2 separate regions of the Homo sapiens genome follow, and region 1 is linked to region 2. A link is an interaction called in ENCODE POLR2A ChIA-PET data of the cell type or tissue named here. Cell type or tissue: MCF 10A. All regions are shown on one strand. Links, peaks and the distances in the headings refer to the core of each region. The heading gives the core; the rest is flanking DNA.

The links. Peaks named below come from ENCODE experiments on the same cell type or tissue, not always from the same donor. Only the 100,000 strongest peaks of a DNase experiment are listed, where the experiment ranks them.
Region 1: POLR2A ChIA-PET joins it to region 2 with 41 read pairs; 3 of 35 experiments call an interaction of 5 or more read pairs at or near these places.

What each region holds. Positions count from the first base shown.
Region 1 is chr4:86,886,393-86,896,962 of GRCh38, forward strand. It overlaps C4orf36 (chromosome 4 open reading frame 36), which reads right to left and starts at 6,030. Exons shown (of 5, transcript NM_144645.4): 1 at 5,791-6,030; 2 at 5,064-5,201; 3 at 1,729-1,883; 4 at 1,366-1,501. The coding sequence starts at 5,128. The coding sequence ends at 1,368. RefSeq lists silencers at 5,442-5,501, 5,712-6,251 and an enhancer at 5,772-6,427. In MCF 10A, for the core only: no CTCF peak of the experiment used is centred there; a DNase peak (open chromatin) is centred at 5,599.
Region 2 is chr4:86,826,548-86,837,117 of GRCh38, forward strand. It overlaps SLC10A6 (solute carrier family 10 member 6), which reads right to left. Exons shown (of 6, transcript NM_197965.3): 2 at 6,759-6,877; 3 at 5,245-5,333; 4 at 1,446-1,621. Among named protein-coding and RNA genes, the nearest start is that of SLC10A6, 18 kb to the right of the region's middle. In MCF 10A, for the core only: no CTCF peak of the experiment used is centred there; a DNase peak (open chromatin) is centred at 5,054.

The sequences.
Region 1 (10,570 bases), core at 920-8,919, 59 kb after region 2:
CTACAAGGAACTCAAACAAATTTACAAGAAAAAAACAACCCCATCAAAAAGTGGGCAAAGGATATGAACAGACACTTCTCAAAAGAAGACATTTATGCAGCCAACAGGCACATGAAAAAATGTGCATCATCACTGGCCATCAGAGAAATGCAAATCAAAACCACAATGAGATATCATCTCACACCAGTTAGAATGAGGATCATTAAAAAGTCAGGAAACAACAGGTGCTGGGGAGGATGTGGAGAAATAGGAACACTTTTACACTGTTGGTGGGACTGTAAACTAGTTCAACCATTGTGGAAGACAGTGTGGCAATTCCTCAGGGATCTAGAACTAGAAATACCATTTGACCCAGCCATCCCATTACTAGGTATATACCCAAAGGAATATAAATCATGCTGCTATAAAGACACATGCACACGTATGTTTATTGTGGCACTACTCACAATAGCAAAGACTTGGAACCAACCCAAATGTCCAACAATGATAGACTGGATTAAGAAAATGTGGCACAAATGCACCATGGAATACTATGCAGCCATAAAAAATAATGAGTTCATGTCCTTTGTAGGGACATGGGTGAAGCTGGAAACCATCATTCTCAGCAAACTATCACAAGGACAAAAAACCAAACACCGCATGTTCTCACTCATAGGTGAGAATTGAAAAATGAGAACACTTGGACACAGGAAGGGGAACATCACACACGGGGGCCTGTTGTGGGGTGGGGGTATGGGGGAGGGATAGCATTAGGAGATATACCTAATGTAAATGATGAGTTACTGGATGCAGCACACCAACATGGCCCATGTATACATATGTAACAAACCTGCACGTTGTGCACATGTACCCTAGAACTTAAAGTACAATAAAAAATATATATATTTAAAAAAAAGAAAATTGGAAACTAGGGAGGTACTAAAAATGAAGTCTATTATTTTTCTTAACCAAATGAAATGTTTCAGTTTATCATTTTTAAGAGAATTTCTCTCTTGCCTTCTTTTGGTCCCTCCTTGGGATCTCAAAGATGCATATTTAAGATGTCTTTTGAAAACAATGCAGCTGAAGAAATTTCCTCTTCTTTTAGTGCAATTTTACAAAAATTAAAATGAATAGCACAAACGACTCAACTCCAAATGCATTTTCATCTACTTACAGTGCTGTCGTTTGTGACACAAGGAACAAGAGTATGTCAGGGACTCAGAAGATCTGTCAGAACTGGGTACTAACCCACAGCTGTGGGCAGTGGCCCATCCACCAGTGGGCATTCAAATATCTGCCCTGAACTATACATAGTGAAAGGTCCAGAGACCTTCATGCCCTTTGGATGCAAGACACAGAGTACAGATTCAATCATGAACTGACTGTCATTTAGATGGAAGAGGTCTTCTCAAACCGGCTGGCCTTTCCCTCAGGAGAAGCTGAATTTCCTTAGATGTATTTTCTTGACACTTCAGTTTACAAAGACGCTTCACTTCATACTCCCTTTCGAGTTTGATAGCTGAAAAAGAAAATACACAAAACAATCTGACATACATTTTTCATCAGGCATAACTAAGTCAAAACTGAATATCATACAGCAAAATCCATATGCCTGAATAATAAACAAGATGACAGAGCTACAAAGATAGGAGGTATGGGTGTAAATACACAGATTTAAACATTTCTCTGATAAGCAAATGGCACACTGAATTTATAACTTATTAAAGCAGAACTTAAGGAACTTACATTCTGCAGAAGGGAGCAGTCCATCTTTAATGGTGGTACATTTTGTGAGCTGCACAGAACCACCAAATGAAATTTCTTCCAAGAAAGGCAACTTGATATTGGCTAGGTTTGTGGACCAGGTCTTTGCAAGCAATGCAATATCCCAAGGTTCCTGTCTGGGGCAAAAATTCATTAATCCATTCAATAAATATTGATTAAGCACCTACTATGTGAGATGTAGAAGACATTAATTCTCAGTTCCATTTGCCACTAGACATTTTGGTTTATGGGTGGAGGGGGAGATGTTCAGAATTTTCCAGAGTTGTAGTTCCAGACAGGAGAGGGAGATTTATATTAACTAATATAGAGATAATACTGAACAATGACCAGAAATTACACCAGGAACTTTGATTCAGCCTCCATGAAGTCAATCCATTCTTTCCATGTAAGAGGATGTAGATAAGAACTGTAAGCTCCAGAGTCTTTTATAGCTCATAAAAATGTGGTCATATTGAAGAAGGAAAGAAGGGCATAATCATACATTGAGCAGGGTGCTTGGCACAGACTAAGGTTTTGAGTGTGCAATCTGGGAATGGGGATGAAATTCCAAACTACAAATTCAAAATAACCACTATGAACCTTTAAAAATTGTTCTCTTTCACCTAATTCTGAAATTTGAAAATATCAGCTACATGTTTCTCATCTGCAGTCAATATGAGTTCAGCCTCATATGCATGAAGAAAGTGAAAGACCTGCTTTGGTCCAAGCAGGGGAAGTGACCATATTACACCAGCCACCCCTTTGTTTACCTGTTCCACCTTCCCCATCCTTTATCATCTAACTTTCAGGAGTGACTTAGAGTCTACAATTATTATAGATGTACCTGAACAAGTCATAAAAATGTATAAGAGTGTTCATTGAAGTGTTGAAGTGTCATTCGTTTAAACAAACAAACAAAAAAACATGGAGGCCGGGCATGGTGGCTCACGCCTGTAATCCCAACACTTTGGGAGGCTGAGGTGGGTGGATCATCTGAGGCCAGGAGCTCAAGACCAGCCTGGCCAACATGGTGAAATCCCGTCTCTACTAAAAATACAAAACTTAGCTGGGCATGGTGGCGGGCGCTTGTAATCCCAGCTACTTGAACCCGAGAGGTTCTGAACCCAGCTTGAACCCGAGAGGCGGAGGTTGCAGTGAGCTGAGATCATGCCACTGCACTTCAGCCTGGGTGAGAAGAGCAAAACTCCGTCTCAAAAAAAAAAAAAAAAATGGAAATAATCTTAATATCTATCAAGAAGAGCCTGATTAAACAAACTGTAGTACAAACATGTAATGAAAGAATAAGGATTGTGTCGATTTGGAAAGATAAGCAATAAAACAGTTATTGTTTACATAGCACCTACTACTAGGCACTGTTTTAAGCAATTTACACACATGAACTCATGTAATTACTGCAACAACCATATGAAAGAGGCAGGTGCTACTACTATCCTCAGTTTACAGATTAGAAAACTGAAGAGTAGGCTGGGCATGCTGGCTCATGCCTATAATCACAGCACTTTGGGAGGCAGAGGCAGAGGCAGAGGCAGGAGGATCGCTGGAGGCCAGAAGGCCAAGACCAGCCCAGGTGATGTGATGAGATCTCATCTCCACAAAAAAATCAAAAAATTAGCCGAATGTGGTGGCACAGGCCTGTGGTTCCAGCTACAAAAGAGGCTGCGGCAGGAGGATCACTTGAGCCCAGGAGGCTAAGGCTGAGACTGCACTGAGGTGATAGAGTGATACCCTGTCTTGATAAAAAATAAAGATCTCCAGCCGGGCATGGTGGCTCATGCCTGTAATTCCAGCACTTTGGGAGACCAAGGTGGATCACTTGAGGACAGGAGTTTGAGACTAGCCTGGGCAACAAAGTGAGACCCCATCTCTACCAAAAATAAAACAAACTCACCGGGCACAGTGGTGTGTGCCTGTGGTCCCAGCTACTCAGGAGGCTGAGATGGGAGGATCACTCAAGCCCAGGAGGTGCACAACATTCCAGCCTGCGTGACAGTGTGAGACCCTGTCAGGAAAGAAGGAAAGAAGGGAGGGAGGGAGGGAGGGAGGGAGGGAGGAAGGAAGGAAGGAAGGAAGGAAGGAAGGAAACTGAGGTGCAGAGAACAACTTGCCCAAGGTCACAAAGCCATTGGTTGTGAAGTTGGGATCTGAACCCAGGAAGTCAGACTCCAGAATTAGTGCTCTTACCTATTAGGCTATACAAGATATATTAGGAAGGGGTGGGCAGAGCAAAGTTCAATATGATTCCATGTGTTAAAAAGACATATGTGTGTGTATACATGTGTGTATGTGTCTTGTGTAGCAATGCACATACACAATGCAAATAAAATAATAATAATAATAATAATAATAATAATAATAATAATGACACTTACTATAATGGTACTTGCCCATAGTTCAAGGTCTAAATACGTACTAAACTGACAAAACTAAACAGAATGCAACAGTGAGTTTTCTCTGAATTTCTTATAGCTCTGGTTTTATAATCCCGTAGGGAATCCTCATTTACTTCACAGAATATTGTTTAAAAGACAAATTCAGCTGATGCCTAATCAAACGTTTAAGAAAGGAAAAGACTGCACTACAATACCACAGAGTAAAACTACTGTGTGGTTGCAACACGTGCTCACTATGCGTTCACTGGATGACAGGCAATGTGCAAGTACTTCACATACACGACTTCATTTATAATCCACACCGCATAGCCAATTGTTATATGCATCTTGCAGATGCAGAGATCAAGGTACGAAGAAGATGGCCTTAGGGAGCTGGGGGCAGGGCCAGGCTTGGAGCCCACGTCTTCTTGATTGGAAAGCATGTGTTGTCCATCCACTGCCTGCCAAAGTATACAGGATATAAAAGCGACCCTTTGTACCAGCTAATTAGGTGCTCTGTTAAGATACATCTGACACCAGGGCATTTTTTTGGTAGACGTGGAGTATCTAAACAAAGTTTTTTTAAAGTTGTGGGTGGAAGCAGAAAATGCTGTCTTGGAACAAAAAGACTCCGAGTCTAGCCTTTGCATTTCCTTACTACAGGACTGTGACTTTGATCAAACTTCTCTGAACCTCAGTTTTCTCACTTGAAAGTGTTGTGTTGTAAAGACCAAGTAAGATAATTAACTTATAAAAGCAGTTGCCAAAAAAAAAAAAAAAAAAAATCAGATCCCAGACACCTCAAAATACTTCACATAGCCCAGTATCTCATGGGGAGCACAGAGTGTCCAGTCCTTTTATTTAACAAAGACACTCCCCACCGCAGTCAATGCTTACCCTGATTTAAAAAAAAAAAATAGTACTTACACATTATAACAACTGCCCCGCAAAATGGTTTTCACTGTGTTCTTTCTTGGCACTCCATACGCCATGGTGAGTTATTACGGTATGATTTCGTTACATAGGTGCCTGATGGAATGTCACAGATAACTCTGTTCACTTTACCTGAAATGATGGCAACGCACCTAATTAATGCCTCTCACGTGAATATTTTGTAGCCAAATAATAGAAAAAAATTCTGAATGTCAGAAAGTCCTTAATAAGTGTTCATTGAACTGGAACCCCAAGTGTAAAACCGTGTTCTCTTTCATTTTTCCATGAACTCATTTTTTCATTTTTTGCCACCGAATAAGGAGAAAATGCCAGGTAAGTTTCGTCATCCTGAGACAAAGTTTCGGTGTCGCACTCTCTGCCCTTGCCTGAGCCTGCCAAACCAGCTCCAACACCGCTGCGCCAAAATGTGTCTGATCGTGGCAGTGCTGAGCGACCAAAGGCTCTGCCTGCACAGGAACCACCCGCCCCGGCCCGGGCACTTTGAGCAGAGCAATCCTTCCCAGGTTTTCCCTCATTCAAAACACTCAGCACCACTCCCGCGTCCCCGCCCTTGCACGCCGATTCGGGGCGAGTCCCCTACCCTTCCCCGGACGGACGCGCAGGGCCCGGGAGGAACTGGTTCCCGGGACGGGTGGGGGCCTCGGCCGCCCACAGAGCCCGCGGAGAAGGGAACGGCCTCAGCCTCGGCTCCTTCCCACACCTGGGCCCCACCCTGCCTCCGACTCGCCAGGAATGCGCTGTGTGCGCGGGGCTTCCAGGGTGGCGGGTCCCCGCGAGCCGGCGCCGGCGGCCTGGTTACCCGGGCTCCAGGGGCTCGGAGGGTCGCGGCCGGGGTACTGAGGTAAGAGCGCGCTGCGCTAAGCGCACATGGCCGCGCACACGCCTCGGGGCCGCGCCGCAGGCACACGCCTCCTTCCCGCTCGCCGCGGGCGCCGAGTCTGGGGCTCCTCGCGTCACACGGGAGCCTCAACAAAGGGCTTTGTGGGGCCCTCCCCACCCGCCAGGGAGGGGACGCCGGGCCCGGGAGACGCGCCCCGCGGGGTCCGCTCTCTGGTAACCGGGCCGGGGCAGGCCGCGCTCTCGGAATCCAGCCAACCAGCCAGAGAGGGCTGTAAGCCAGACCTTTCCTGGGAAGGACGCTTTCCAATGTAGGGGGCTGCATCCAAGCGATCTGGACTTCGTTTGCGGGCGCCATTTAAAGAAATGTACCCAGTCCTGGCTGCTGACATCTGGGGAACCGAAGCCCTGTTGCCAGCGTTCTCACACTGCAGTGGGTGAAGGCAGTGAGCTCAAAGCCCACGTGTGATATTTTAGGTGTTCGTGTTCAGAGCAAGACAGCATCAATTTCTAAAGCCGTTATTACGCTGTGGTGATTTCGTATTTCTTCATTTGAATACATCAGATGGCCACCCCTTACGGTCAAATGAAACGAGCTTACATTTCCATTTTGAGTGAGGGTTTTGATGTCAGAACTGGTTTGGAATTCTAGCTCTGCCACTTAAGATTTAACCTTAAGATTTCGCATGTCACTGCTCTAAGCATCAATTTCTTCATCTATAAAACAAGGATAATGCTCTATGTCTTAGAGGGTTGTTCTGAGGATGAAAGATCCTGCCCTGAGATTCTCCGCCACGTGATAAATGCCTAATTGATTGTGAGCCTAAAAACAACTTTATGAAATAGGTAAGAGCGATACTACTCATTTCAATTGTGGAGCCGACGAATGAGTTCAGGGTGGTTAAAGGGCTGCCCAGAGTCACATGGCAAGTTCCAAAGCCAACTTTTAAAGATAAACACAGATGGGCCAGGCACGGTGGATGGGCCGGGCGCGTGTCTCACGCCTGTAATCCCAGCAATTTGGGAGGCCGAGAGGGGCAGATCACGAGGTCAAGGGGTTCGAGACCAGCCTGGCCAACCGACATGGTGAAACCCTGTCTCTACTAAAATGCAAAAATTAGCTGGGCGAGGTGGCGCGCGCCTGTCGTCCCAGCTATTCAGGAGGCTCAGACAGGAGAATTGCTTGAACCCGGGAGGCAGAGGTTGCAGTGAGCCGAGATGGCGCCACTGCATTCCAGCCTGGGCAACAGAGACTCCATCTCAAAAAAAAAAAAAAGATAAAACACAGTAACCTTTCCATCTGACAAGCAACTTCTGATCCTTCTGATTAGAGTAGGCTCGCAGGGCTGACCCATCTTTCAAAGGTGCTTTTGTGCCTCCCAGAAACTGGAAGGTGAGGACTGTCACTCGCTCTTCAGCATTTCTGCTCTACCACCAATGAAAAGTGAGCACCGAGGAGTGACAGTGGGTGTTTTCTTTCCACAAAGAATGTTGAAACCCTCAATGGACTGTGAGACCAGTGTACTACAGATTTTGGCCTGAATTTTTATTTATTTATTTATTTATTTATTTATTTATTTATTTATTTATTTATTGAGATGGAGTCTCGCTCTGTCGCCCAGGCTGGAGTGCAGTGGCGCCATCTCAGCTCACTGCAAGCTCTGCCTCCCGGGTTCACGCCATTCTCCTGCCTCAGCCTCTCGAGTAGCTGGGACTACAGGCGCCCGCCACCACGCCCAGCTGATTTTTTTGTATTTTTAGTAGAGACGGGGTTTCACCGTGTTAGCCAGGATGGTCTAGAGCTCCTGACCTCGTGATCCGCCCACCTCGGCCTCCCAAAGTGCTGGGATTATAGGCGTGAGCCACCGCGCCCGGTCTTTGGCCGGAATTTTTAAAAATGAGTTAGCATAGAATGGCGAATAAAATTAGAGTACATCACACAGATAAGTGTAAGAAGGTATTATTTTGTGGCACTTTCATTTCTGTTATATACATATATATATACACATATACACATACGTGTGTGTGTGCTCAGGCTCAATGTACAGCCCTTAACAATGGGTCTAAAAAATTTGAAAGGCACTTTCTTAGGTGATTTTATTTTAGAGATGAAAAAACAGAGACAGAGAAGTTATTTGAGGTTATATCCAGATAGGGGACAAGCCACCTTAGAAGGGAAGTTCCTCATGGTTCCATGGTAAGTTCTCTTTTTATAGTTGTAGAAATAGGTCTAGGGCCACACCAGAAGAGGTCAAGCCTGTGATTTCTTTATACAGGAACTCCATTTCCAGCATATGCATAAAATTCCTGACAATTGTATTTAGTTATTTCCTGTGTGACTCACTGTGAACAAATATGGTGGACATTACTGTGTATGACTTCTGAGATAAGGTCATAAAAGGTATTGTGGCTTCCTTCTTGCAGTCTCTCTTGGGTCACTCACCCTAGGAGAGACTGGCTGCCATTTGAAAGGACACTCAAGCTGCCTTATGGAGAAATTCATAAGGAATTGAGGGCTTTTGCCACCAACTATGTGATTAAGCCATCTTGGAAGCAGATGCTTCAAGGCCCAGTCAAGCCTTCAGATAACTTTAGCCCCAGCTGAGGTCTTGACTTAAACTTCGTGAGAAATTCTGAGCCAGAACCACCCAGCTAAGTCACCCTAGGATTCCTGGCTCTCAGAAAATATAGGATAATAACTGTTCATCATAGTTGGGCACGGTGGCTCATGCCTGTAATCTCAACACTACGGCAGGCTGAGACAGGAGGATCACTTGAGCCTGGGAGTTCAAGACCAGCCTGGGCACCATAGTGAGACCCCATCTTTACAGAAAGTAGAAAAAAAACTTAGCTGGATGTGGTGGCACACACCTGTAGCCCCAACTACTCCAGAGGCTGAGGCAGGAGGATCCCTTGAGCCCAGGAGGTTGAGGCTGCTGTGAGCCATGATCACGACTGCACTCCAGCCTGAGTGGCAGAATGAGACCCTGTCTCAATTAAAAAAAAAAATCATTATTTCCTCATTTTAAGCTACCAACTTTTGGGATAATGGTTACACAACAATAGATAGCATTAGACAGCAATAGATACCACTAAATATCTTATTGTAGAAGGAATGTTTTATATAGAGGAAAATGCTCATCTTTTTATAATTAAGATTAATACTAAAATTAAAATGAACAGTAAAACACATTACACTTTACAGACATTTGCCATCCAGGACGACTTAAGATCCTTAACATTGTCAACACAAAAAAATACATGGCCTCTGCCACTTCCCCACATGTATTTTAAAATAATACAATTTTCTAGAAGGTGGATGTCCAAAAGAGATCTGGTTTTTCTCACAATGACTATTTCAGTATATCCTTTTGAAATATCAAATTCTTTCTACAATTTCTTCCCCTCTCTCTCCCTCTTTCCCTCTATTTCTATCTCTATCTCTATTGATGTCTCTATACCTATCTCTATTGCTATCTCTATTCATCTTTTTCCCCCCTGCTTTGCTGGCGTCCTACACACATCTTTCTATTAGGTAAGGCTTCACCCATCTCTTCTATGCCAGAAAGTAAGCAAGTATCCTTTTAATTGGTTAAGAGAGCATTGCTGCCACCTAGTGTTAACACTAAAGCACAAGAAGGAATGCAAAAGATCAACACCTAACACAGAAACAATAATAGTGTGGTAACTTTACAGTCATTTACTATGTTTTGAGTACTGGTGAATGTATTTCATATACATTGTCTCAATTATCACACAATAAATGCTACTATTAATTTAGTGGTGGGATTTTAGGAATATTAGAGAAGAAAAAATGGAGGCACCTCAACCACGAATAACTTTTCTAAGGTTACAGGATTTGAACCCAGACTGCCTTATTCTAATTTTTGTGCCGTCCTCATCACACTGCACTACATATTCTCCCAGGACTATAATTAGGGCAAGGTTTTAGATTACACATTTGAAAACAGTTACGCAACTACCCTTTTCAAATATAATTTCTCATGACATACATGTATATATGTATGTGTATCGTCATTCTCATTTCAAAAAGTGACATTTTCTTTCTTTTAACTTAATGTGTAAATCACAAATGCAGCTTACAGTTTTCTAATGACTATTATAAAACTCTCTAGTAATGACACCAATTCTAGGATAACGACAAAACAACACATCTGCAAAAACTTTAAAATCACCAAATAACGGCCCTAAATATTCTCCACCCTTCTGTACTAGTTTCTAATTGTCTCACCTGTCTGGCCACTCCTTTGCTTATTTCTCTCATTCTTCTCGCCCTTAAATTTATGTCTTCCCGTAGTCCATTTGTTCTGCCTCAGTACTCTCAGTGGCTCTGTTCTCACTAATGTAACTATCATTTCTCCTTGGATGGGTCCCAAATCTGATTCTCTAGCCAGCCTTGGCTTCTCTCCTAGATGCGTATCCGTTTGTGGGAACTTCCTACTGGACTATCTTGTTCAGAAGAAAATTTCAACATAACCAAAATGTAATTCATCTCCTACTCCCTAAATCATCTCCTCTGTCTATCTTTTCTATTTCTGGGAATGGCCCATGAGTCTCCTATGAGCCAGGCTTAGAGGACTGGAGTCATTTTTAAAGTATATTGCTGGCCACCTACTCCATGC
Region 2 (10,570 bases), core at 1,539-9,538:
ATAAATAAATAAATAAATAAATAAATAAATAAATAAAAACACAAAAACCCTGAATAAAGACCAAATTCCTAAAATGATTATCTTTGGTGAAAGAGTTTGGTAATAATTTTTCTTTTTGCTTTCTACTTTTCTATACTTTATTGGTTTTCTGGTTGCATAAAATGAAGTAAACCTCATTTGAAAAGACAAAGGAGGGAATAGAGGGAAGACCTGGGCAGGATGTTGAGGGCTGAGTTAAGCAGTTTCACGTCTCCAGTTTATAAAGGGAGCCTGCAGTGTTTTATATGTGGAAGTGAGGAGATAAAAGAGGTGTTTCAGAAAACAAACAAGCACCTCTGTGCAAGCTGGACTGGAATGGGGAAGTAACAAGGGTGTGTAATGAGGGGGTGAAAATGCTGTCAATGGTACAGGGCAAGCTCTGTGTTCATACGTTATTTCTACTTATTCTATTGCTTGCTACACTTGTCTCAAACCACCCTCACTTCTTTGAGACTTTTGTCAAAAACTCGATATGATTAAGCTACAAAGCTGGAACTCACACCTGCACCATTCATGAGCCAAATCTCAGTCCTGGGCTTTGTCAGGCTATCAGGTATGAAAAAGATGGGATTGTGGACTACATCTTGCCATAGGAGTACTTTCTGTCCAGAGCCAATTGCATTTCAACCACTCAACAGACTGTGTTCCTAATTGTTAAATTTGGAAACAAACCCAGGTCCAAATCCTAACTCCACAATTTTCTAGCTCTATGAACTTGGTCAAGTCACTTAATTTCTCTGAAGGGTCTGCTCATCAGTAGAATGAGGGTAGTGATAGGATCTACTTCTCAAGCTTGTAGTAAGAAGTAAATGAGATAGATGGGGTAAAGCTTTACCGGGCGCTTAGTACAACCCTAAATGTTCCCCAAGTGGATTAGAAGTAGCATAAAGCCAATTAAAAATTCCCAACTTTCACCTTTGGAATTCAACTGCATAGTTTACTCTTCTTTAGTAATTTTTTTCTGCTTTTAAAAGTAGTACATACTTATTGAAAAGCTTCAAAAATATACCAAGGAAATACTAAAGAACTAAAATTATCCTTAATTTCGCTACTCAAAATTAAACATTGTTACCATATGGTGTATTTCTTCCAGTATATTTTGATGCATAGAATTCTTTTTGCTTTCTTCTACGAAGTGGGAATCAAATCATGTCGTTTTCTATTCTTTTTTAACTTAAATTTATCTCTTCCTATCAATTTGGCCTTTGCTTTAATTTACATAAAGAATTACCACAATATTTTCCATGAATTGCCATGAATGACCCTCTTTTATGCTTAGTTATCCTGTCGATTCCACTATGTAAGTCAAAACTCTTCATGTCTCCTGACACAGGCAGCAAAGCCTACCAGTGGCAGTGTGTTAAATTTACCTTCCTCAAAAAAGTTTATGGATAGTTTAACTATACCTTTGCCAAGACTGGTGGGTAAAAAGTGCCAGCAGAAAACCCGTGACATGGCCAATCAAAGGAAAGATGAAACTGATGGTCAGAAGGGTGATGTCTGAATTCCAAGATCCTTTCGCCAGGACCACACCAGCAACTGCGACCACCAGAAGGAGGACCCCACCAACAACGGCCCCAATCTGAAGCAAACAATAAAATAAGTGAATATAAACTCAGGGTTTTTTGCTCTATGATACAAAGTCCATCAAGGTTGTAAAATGCTTGGGATCTAGAAATTTTAGAACAAAGAAGGGACTTAGAGATGACTAAATACAATTTCATTTAGTAGAGGAGAAATCTGAGTTCCAAAGTGGTCAAGTAACTTGCCTATGCTAGAAATTGGTGGAGTTTGACACAAATCTAAGTCTCGCTTTAGCATATCTACCTTTCTCTTCAAGTAGAAGATTTTGCCAAAAGGATTGGGTAGTAGAGTTCTATTGTGGGTAGAACAAAAGTGTAAAATGAATGGAATCTGACAATGAGCTTCCAACACCCCTGCACACACCTCTATGACCCTCTGCTTGTGACCTCCAGTCTGACGTCTGCCCTGCCTGACCATCTGCCTCCCCTCCCACCGCCCCTTCAACCACCAGCAGCTGCCTGCTGCTTTGATCCCTGTCCTTCTCCCCTCCAAATAAAATTTACCCATTCTTCATTGGACAATCTGAGCTAATACTCATGATCACATGAGAAATACTGATGGAGACCTCTATCCTCTCCCAAATGGATACTGTCCTTACTTTTGTTGTTTAACAAGAACAGAAACAAAAGCCAACAATAACAAAATTTTGAATAGTTTGAGATTTAGATAAAATAGGAAGAAAGCATAACCTAGGGTATTTTGGGAAAATCAGGATCTTGGCAAGCTCCTGTTCATATCATGTAGACAGTAAACTGTGTACCTAGTTACAGTGTCAACCTTGATTTGAAATGATTCAGGATGTGAAGGAGGATGGTCGTAGGAAACTAGAGAAGACAACAAACAAACAGAATGACCCAATATACCATAAATGTGTTCTGGGGGTCATTTTTACTGTTCAAATACAGAGACAGACTAGACCCCTGCCTAAGAAAAAGATGCTAAGACAAGAAAGCCTCTTGGTCAGGCATGGTGGCTCATGTCTGTAATCCCAGAACTTTGGGAGGCAGAGGTGGGCGGATCACCTGAGGTCAGGAGTTCAAGACCATCCAGCCAACATGGCAAAATCCTGTCTCTACTAAAAAATACAAAAATTAGCCAGGCGTGGTGACACATGCCTGTAATCCCAGCTACTCAAGAGGCTGAGGCAGGAGAATTACTTGAACCCAGGAGGTGGAGGTTGCAGTGAGCCAAGATTGCGCCACTGCACTCCAGCCTGGGTGACAGAGCAAGACTCCGTTTAAAAAAAAAATGAAAGAAAGAAAGCCTCTGAATGTAACATCCCCTCTTCCTCTCTCTACCAAAGATTTCAAAGTTTAATATCCACCAAGAGCAAATGGGGAACACTTAAGTTTGTTCAGAAAATGTGTCAGATCTAAAATTAAAATGGAACTAAGGCCTCTGAATGTAACATCCCCTCTTCCTCTCTCTACCAAAGATTTCAAAGTTTAATATCCACCAAGAGCAAATGGGGAACACTTAAGTTTGTTCAGAAAATGTGTCAGATCTAAAATTAAAATGGAACTAAGAACAGGGAATGAAGATATACTAAAATAATGATTACATTAGCCTAGTTTTTTTTTTTTACTAAGGTAGTCTAGAATATTTATGCATATTATTAAATGTTTTGCCATAAATCCTATGAAATACCCAAAAGAAAAGAGTTTTAAATTTGCTCGTTACAGAAAATAAAACTGACATGTAAAAAAATGTATCTGGTTTCTCCATTGACACTGATGGACTGATAGAGGAGCTGGAAAACTCCAAAAGCATTATTTTTGTTATTGTTGTTAAATGCCCTTTTAAGAAAAATAATCAAAGATAGAGTACTTGAAAAGCAAGAAGTTTCCATGATCATTTCCCTCCTCTTGTTTTGTAAACAAAATCATAACTACCACACTGGAAATTTTCTCCTACTGAAATAACAATAATAAATGTGGAAAAGGGGCCAGGCACAGTGGCTCATGCCTGTGATCCCAACACTTTGGGAGGCCAAGGCCAGAGGATCCCTTGAGGCCAGGAGTTGCAAACCAGCCTGGGTAACATAGCAAGACCCTGTCTCTAAAAAAAAAATCTTTTTATTAGCAGGGCAGGATGGTGCATGCCTGTAGTGCTAGCTACCTCAGAGCTTGAGATGGGAGCATCATTTGAGCCTAGGAGATCAAGGTTGCAGTGAGCTATGATCGTGTCATTGCACTCCAGCCTGAGTGACAGAGCGAGACCCTATCTCAAAAACTTAATTAATTTTTAAAAATAAATGTGGAAAAGATGGGACTTTATTCCATGAGTACAGCTAAAAAAGGAGAGTGAAAATCAGGTGTGCACTATTGATGTTAAAGTCATCCATATGCAATACAAATGTACTATACTAAGCCATCCTCCAGCTCTCTGTGCCCAGCTGATTTTCTGCTTGGCAAGCCCTCTCCTCTCATTCTCCATCGCACTGAAGGAATGGTGGGAATGGTTTGGCCTTGTGCATAACTGGGAAAACAGTGTCCATTAGCACAGGCATATAGAGTGGCAATGTTCTGTGAGGTAGAGCCAAACGGCAAAAGCTTAAACCAAGCCAAACCATAAACCAGAAAACAAAATTAACTGAGATTTACTACATGAAACTCTAAATAACCCCAAATGTTTACTTCTTTATAAATGTAAAATATAACTGAAACATTTTTAAAATCTTCATGAAAGCCACACATATTACAACCTTCTATCTGCTAAAGTGATACATAATCAGAAAAAAAATGGAAAGCACCCTAGGAGACTCACACCATTGTTAAGAATGCCTCCTCTTTACGTTTTGTTGTTTTGTTTCATTTTTTAGAGATGGGGTCTCACTCTGTGATCCAGGCTCCAGTGCAATGGCATGATAATGGCTCACTGTAGCCTCAACCTCCTGGCCTCAAGCAATCCTCCCACCTCAGCCTGCCAAAGTTCTGGGATTACAGATGTGAGCCACTGCACCTGGCCTCTTGAATTATTTTTAAAAGCCATTTAACAAAGACATTTGCTTGTTTCTCCAGCAGACAAAGGGCAGGACTGCAAAGACAAGAGGAGGTAGAAAGTTCTAGTCACCATCATTCCATAGCTAGACTCCTCAGTGCTTCCTGGATGATTTCATTTAAACAGTCTTATTCATGTAGTCAGCAGCCCTTGCTCATGTGTACAAACAACAGCTTTGGCCGTGACCCCAGGAATGCTTCTGCAAGACAGCCCTTCCTCCTACTCTTCCAAGAAACCAGCCATATTACTAAACACTGGGGTTCCCTTTCATGCTCACTTGAACAGCTTCTGCCTCAAGAGCACCTGTGTGAAGCCTTGTTTATGGATGGGCCTGGGCTCTTCTGTCCACACACAGGCTTTAGCTTTCCTGACACTAAATCAATAGTTGCTTATTTTCCAGGGCGTCATAAGCCTCAGGGTACAGAACTATGGGAGTGGCAAAGCAAGGCTTACAGGGTGGAGGAAATATGATCCCTGGATCCAAAACCACAGGATGTGTAAGAAGAATTTCTGGGTGTGGGGCCGTACTCAACAAGCTCACTTGTCCCAGCCACTGCTCACTTCTGTCTTTCAGGCCCCTGAGTCTGAGGACGTGCCAACAGTGGCCATGAAGTCACTCACCTTGAGAATGATTTTGGATTGTTTTGGCCATCTGTAATTCACATAGACACCAAAGGCCACAGGAATGGTCAGGCACACAAGGGTAATTCCTAAAGAGAAGAAAAATCCATGAGAGGGTTTTCCCTCTCACCCTGACTGCACAGTACTTCCCAACAACTTCTATTTCAATTAGGTAACAGCTTTAAACTGACATTTTCCCATGCCACTTCCCAAGTCTGGATAAATGCCTACAATATTGGCTCCAAAGTTATATAAGCTGCTCATAACATTTTGCGTCTTGTGAGTGCCTTTCAGAACATATTATCAAAGCAGAATATATTAAATAACTTACTGATCAGAAAAAAAGTTGCACATAAAATCATGGTTTCTAAATTAAGGTTTCCCTCAAATTTTACAGATTCAGTGGGCTCCCGCTATTGTGAGGAAGTGGGTTCATTCATGGTTTTGAACTATGGGCCATGGGTTGTAAGCCTTCAAGGTGTTTACCTGAGACACCAGATTGACACTGAGAGTCTTAAGAATCATAGTGTTGGCCAGGCACGGTGGCTTACACCTGTAATCCTAGCACTTTGGGAGGCCAAGGTGGGTGGACTGCCTGAGCTCAGGAGTTTGAGACCAGCCTGGGCAACACGGTGAAACCCTGTCTCTCCTAAAATACCAAAAAAATTAGCCGGGTGTGGTGGCCTGCACCTGTAGTACCAGCTACTCGGAAGGCTGAGGCAGGAGAAGGCAGAAGTTGCAGTGAGCCGAGATTGCACGACTGCACTCCAGCCTGAGTGACAGAGCAAAACTCTGTCTCAAAAAAAAAAAACAAAAAAACATAGTGCCTATCACTTTTTCAAAAACTGACCACACTAGAAAAGGCAGATCATTTCACCACATTTCTCTTCTAAGCTTGCTAAACCCACAGAGATCTTTAGGAAAATGGCAGACTTTCATGAGAAATAATATTCAGAAGAGGAGATAATGAAAGAGATATGGGTGAGACTGTGACATGTAGATGAGTTTTCATAATCAGTAAGAATTATTTACATTCAACCTCCAAGAAAAAGTCAAGGTTCGCAGGCAATGTGAAAGGTGAAGTCACAGGAAGGTCTAATTAGAGCCACTAGATCCAGTTAAACCTTGGAGTATAAAGAGTCCAATTGCTTTATAGTCTAATTACATAAGGGTTTGATTCCTGCTTTTTCAAAGTAAATTATCTGGCTTTCTTTTTTTTTCAAAAATGCACTCTTATAGGGATGAAAGTTTGCACTTTGTAGTCAGATTCCCGGGTTAGAACTCCAGTTCCGTACTTACCAGCTGCATAATCTTGATCAAGTTACTAAACCTCTTGAAGCCTGAAGACCTAGGAGACTGAACTGGTAACAGAATCTATACTGTAGGGTTCTTTAAGGGATTAAATTAAGTACTACCAAAAAAATCCCTGCATAAAGAGTTATATAATTAAGAACAGCTATTATTAGTATCATCACCATTACTGTTAGTCCTCCATTTCCCAGGCCCATACAGACCTATGTTCTGATAAGGAATGGTGAGATTCTGCTGAAGACTCCAGGACCAGGTGTAGAGATAAATGCAGAGTGGCATCATTCCCAGGGCGGCCACGGTGGAACAGGTTGTCATACTGATGCTGAAAGTAAAATTAATACAATGCTTAGGAGGGAGCATTGGACATGAAGAATTTAGTCTTTACCAAAAGCAACTCCTAGGACACAATTTCCTAGAGATTACATGGACTAAGCTCCTTGGAGCTCATTTCTCTCCCGTTGTTTAACAAACGATGGCTATATTTCTGGTCTACAAAGAGATTTCCAGTAGTTCTTGTCATCCATCAATTACCTCATATTTATTTTACTATCTACTTGCCTTAAAATTCTGCTAGGCACTATAGAATTATTTTCTTATCTAGTTCTTTTTTATTGAAGTATAATCCACAAGCCATAAAATTCATCATTTTAAATTATACAATTCAGCAGTTTTTAGTATAGTCACAACATTATGCAATAATAGCACCATTTCCAGGATAGTTTCATCACCCCAGAAAGAAACCCCATCCCCATTAGCAGTCACTCCCCAATCCCTCCTTCCCCTAGCCCTTAGCAAGCACAAATCTACTTTCCGTCTTTATAGGATTACCTGTTCTGGACATTTCATATCAACAGAATCATACATGCAGCCTTTTTTCTGTGTCTAGCTTCTTTCCCTTAGCATAACATTTTCGACGTTTGATAATAGTTTGGCTGTTTGTCCTCTCCAACTCTCATGTTGAAATTTGATTCCCAACGTTGGAGGCGGGGGCAAGTGGGAAATATTTCGGTCACAGGGGCAGATCCCTCATGAACAGGCTGGTGCCATTCTCGTGGGATTCACTGAGTTCTCACTCAGTTCTTATGAGCTCTAGTTGTTAAAAAGAGTCTGACACCTCCCTCCCCTCTCTTACCATGTGATGCCTGCTCCTCTTCCCCTTCCACCATGGGTGGGGTCTTCATGAGGCCCTCACCAGATGCAGATGCTGGCACTTTGCTTCTTGTGTACAGCCTGCAGACCCTCGAGCCAAATAAACCTGTTTTATTTAGAAATTACCTACCCTCAGGTATTCCTTCATGGCAACTCACATGGGCTAAGACAAGGTTTATCCATGTTTTAACATATATCACAGCTTCATTCTTTTTATGTCCTTATTCTATTAATATAGTATATCACATTGATTTTTCTGTATATTGAATCAACCTTGCATTTTGAAATAAATCATATTTGGTCATGGTGTATAATCCTTTATGTTGCTAGATTCAGTGTGATAGTATTTTTATTGAAAATTTTTGCATGTATATTCATAAGAACTATTGATCTGCAGTTTTCTTTTCTTGTGATATCTAGTTCTGGTACCAAGGGGATTGGAAGTGTATTAGGCTGTTTGCATGGCCATAAAGAAATACCTGAGGCTGGGTAATTTATAAAGGAGATTCATAGTTCTGCAGGCTGTACAAGCATGGTTCCAGCATGTGCTCCTGGTAAGGACCTCAGGAAGTTCGCAATCATGGTAGAAGGCAAAGGGGAAGGGGGAGCAGGTATCTCACATGGCCAGAGAGGGAGCAAGGGAGAGTGAGAAAGGGGAGGTCCCAGACTTTTAAACAACCAGATCTCATGTGAACTAACTAAGCAAGAACTCACTTATCACCAAGGAGATGGCATTAACCATTCATGAGAGATCCACCCCATGATCCAATAGCCTCCCACCAGGCCCCACCTCCAATACTGGAATCACATTTCAACATGAGATGTGGAGAGGACAAACACCCAAACCACATCAGCAAGTTAGAATGCCACAAAGCTGACTGAACGCCTGCCCAGTATGAAGTGTTAATAAATATCTGTCAGGAAGAAGTCACGCAAACACCACATGCCATAAGCTCCCCATTGGATAGGGCAGTGACCCCCACAGTCGCTGACCTGCAGACAGAGCAAGTTGGTTAGGGCAAGGGAAGGTACAGAACCACAGAGAAAGGGAACTGATGTGAGATGCTAGACTGAATTAAGAATTCTGTTCCAATCCTGATATCGTGTGATCCTATGATTAGAAACTGTGATTGGGCCAAGCATGGTGGCTCATGCCTGTAATCCCAGCACTTTGGGAGGCCAAGGCGGGCAGATGACCTGAGGTCAGAAGTTCGAGACCAGCCTGGCCAACATGGTGAAACCCTGTCTCTACTAACAATACAAAAATTAGCTGGGTGTGGTGGCAGGTGCCTGTAATCCCAGCTACTTGGTAGGCTAAGGCAGGAGAATCACTTGGACCCAGGAGGCGGAGGTTGCAGTGAGCCACGATCATGCCACTGCACTCCAGCCTGGGCAACAAAGTGAAACTCCATCTCAAAAAAAAAGAAAGACAGAAAGACGAAAAGACACAAGAAAAGAAGAAAAGAAAGAAAAGGAGAAGAAAGAAAGAAAGAAAGAGAGAGAGAGAGAGAAAGAAAAGAAAAGAAAAGGAAGGGACTGAGATTTGAGATTGAAGTAGAGTGATGAGTTAGAGTACAAAGTAAGATTTCTAGGCTTCAAAATGATGGTGTGATATACAAAAAAGCTGAGTCACTTAGCATCAGTTAGAGGGGTTGTGTTAAGTAAGGTGATAGTGGGACATCCAGTCTTTGGTGAACAAACCTGGAAAGATTTCTAAAGACAATCAGTCTGTTTATCTGTGTCATTACTGGGGTTGTCTCTGGCCACCTTGGAAAGTGAAATGTGGGTTTGTGAGCCGGACGAACCAAACCAAAACCAACAGCCATGCTACATAGCTTTACCAGGAAAACAACTGAGACCATCAGAAGGAAGTTGTGGTCTTTGTTCAACAAATCCAGAATGATTTCTACTGGAAAACTGGTTTGTTTATCTCTGTTATTATTGAGGTTAATTGTTTCTAAGTCAAAAGGCTAACACATTTTAAGCGCAATGGTTCTTAAGAACTTTTAAGTACATAATGTCTGTGACAGAGGGGGAAGAGTACTTGGTTTGAAGTCCTCAAAAACTGTGTATCGTGATTACTGCTATGGTCTGAATGTGTCCTCCAAAATTCATAGGTTGGAAATCAAATCCCTAAGACAACAGTATTGAGAGGTGGAGCTTTCTGGGAGGTGTTTAGGTCACAATGAATCCACCTTCATGAATGAATTAATGCTATTTTAAGAGGACTCCACCAAGGAAGTTTGTTCCTTTTTGCCCTTCTCTCTTCCACCACGTGAGGAGCAAGAAGGACCTCACCAGACAATAGATGCCAGCACCTTCATCTTAGACTTCCCAGCCTCCAGAATGTAAGGGAATAATTTCTCTTCTCTATACATTAACCAGTCTCAGGTATCCTGTACAGCAGCACAAAATGGACTAAGACAATTACTATATTGTTATTACATTATATGAACTAAGTTACTGCTTCACACATTTGTAATTTGTTGCAGATTTTTTGGGGTTTTGTTTTGTTTTGTTTTTTGAAATGGAGTCCCACTCTGTCGCCCAGGCTGGAGTGCAGTGGCGCAATCTCGGCTCACTGCAACCTCCACCTCCTGGGTTCAAGTGATTCTCCTGCCTCAGCCTCCTGAGTAGCTGGGATTACAGATGCCCACCACCACACCCAGGTAATTTTTGTATTTTTAGTAGAGATGGGATTTCACCATGTTGGCCAGGCTGTCTCGAACTCCTAACCTCAGGTGATCCACCCGCCTCGGCCTCCTAAAGTGCATGAGCCACCACGCCCGGCCATAATATACTGTGTTTTTGTATTTTCCATATATATTTTTGGTCTAAATTTATTTAGGGAAAAGCACTTAGTTAC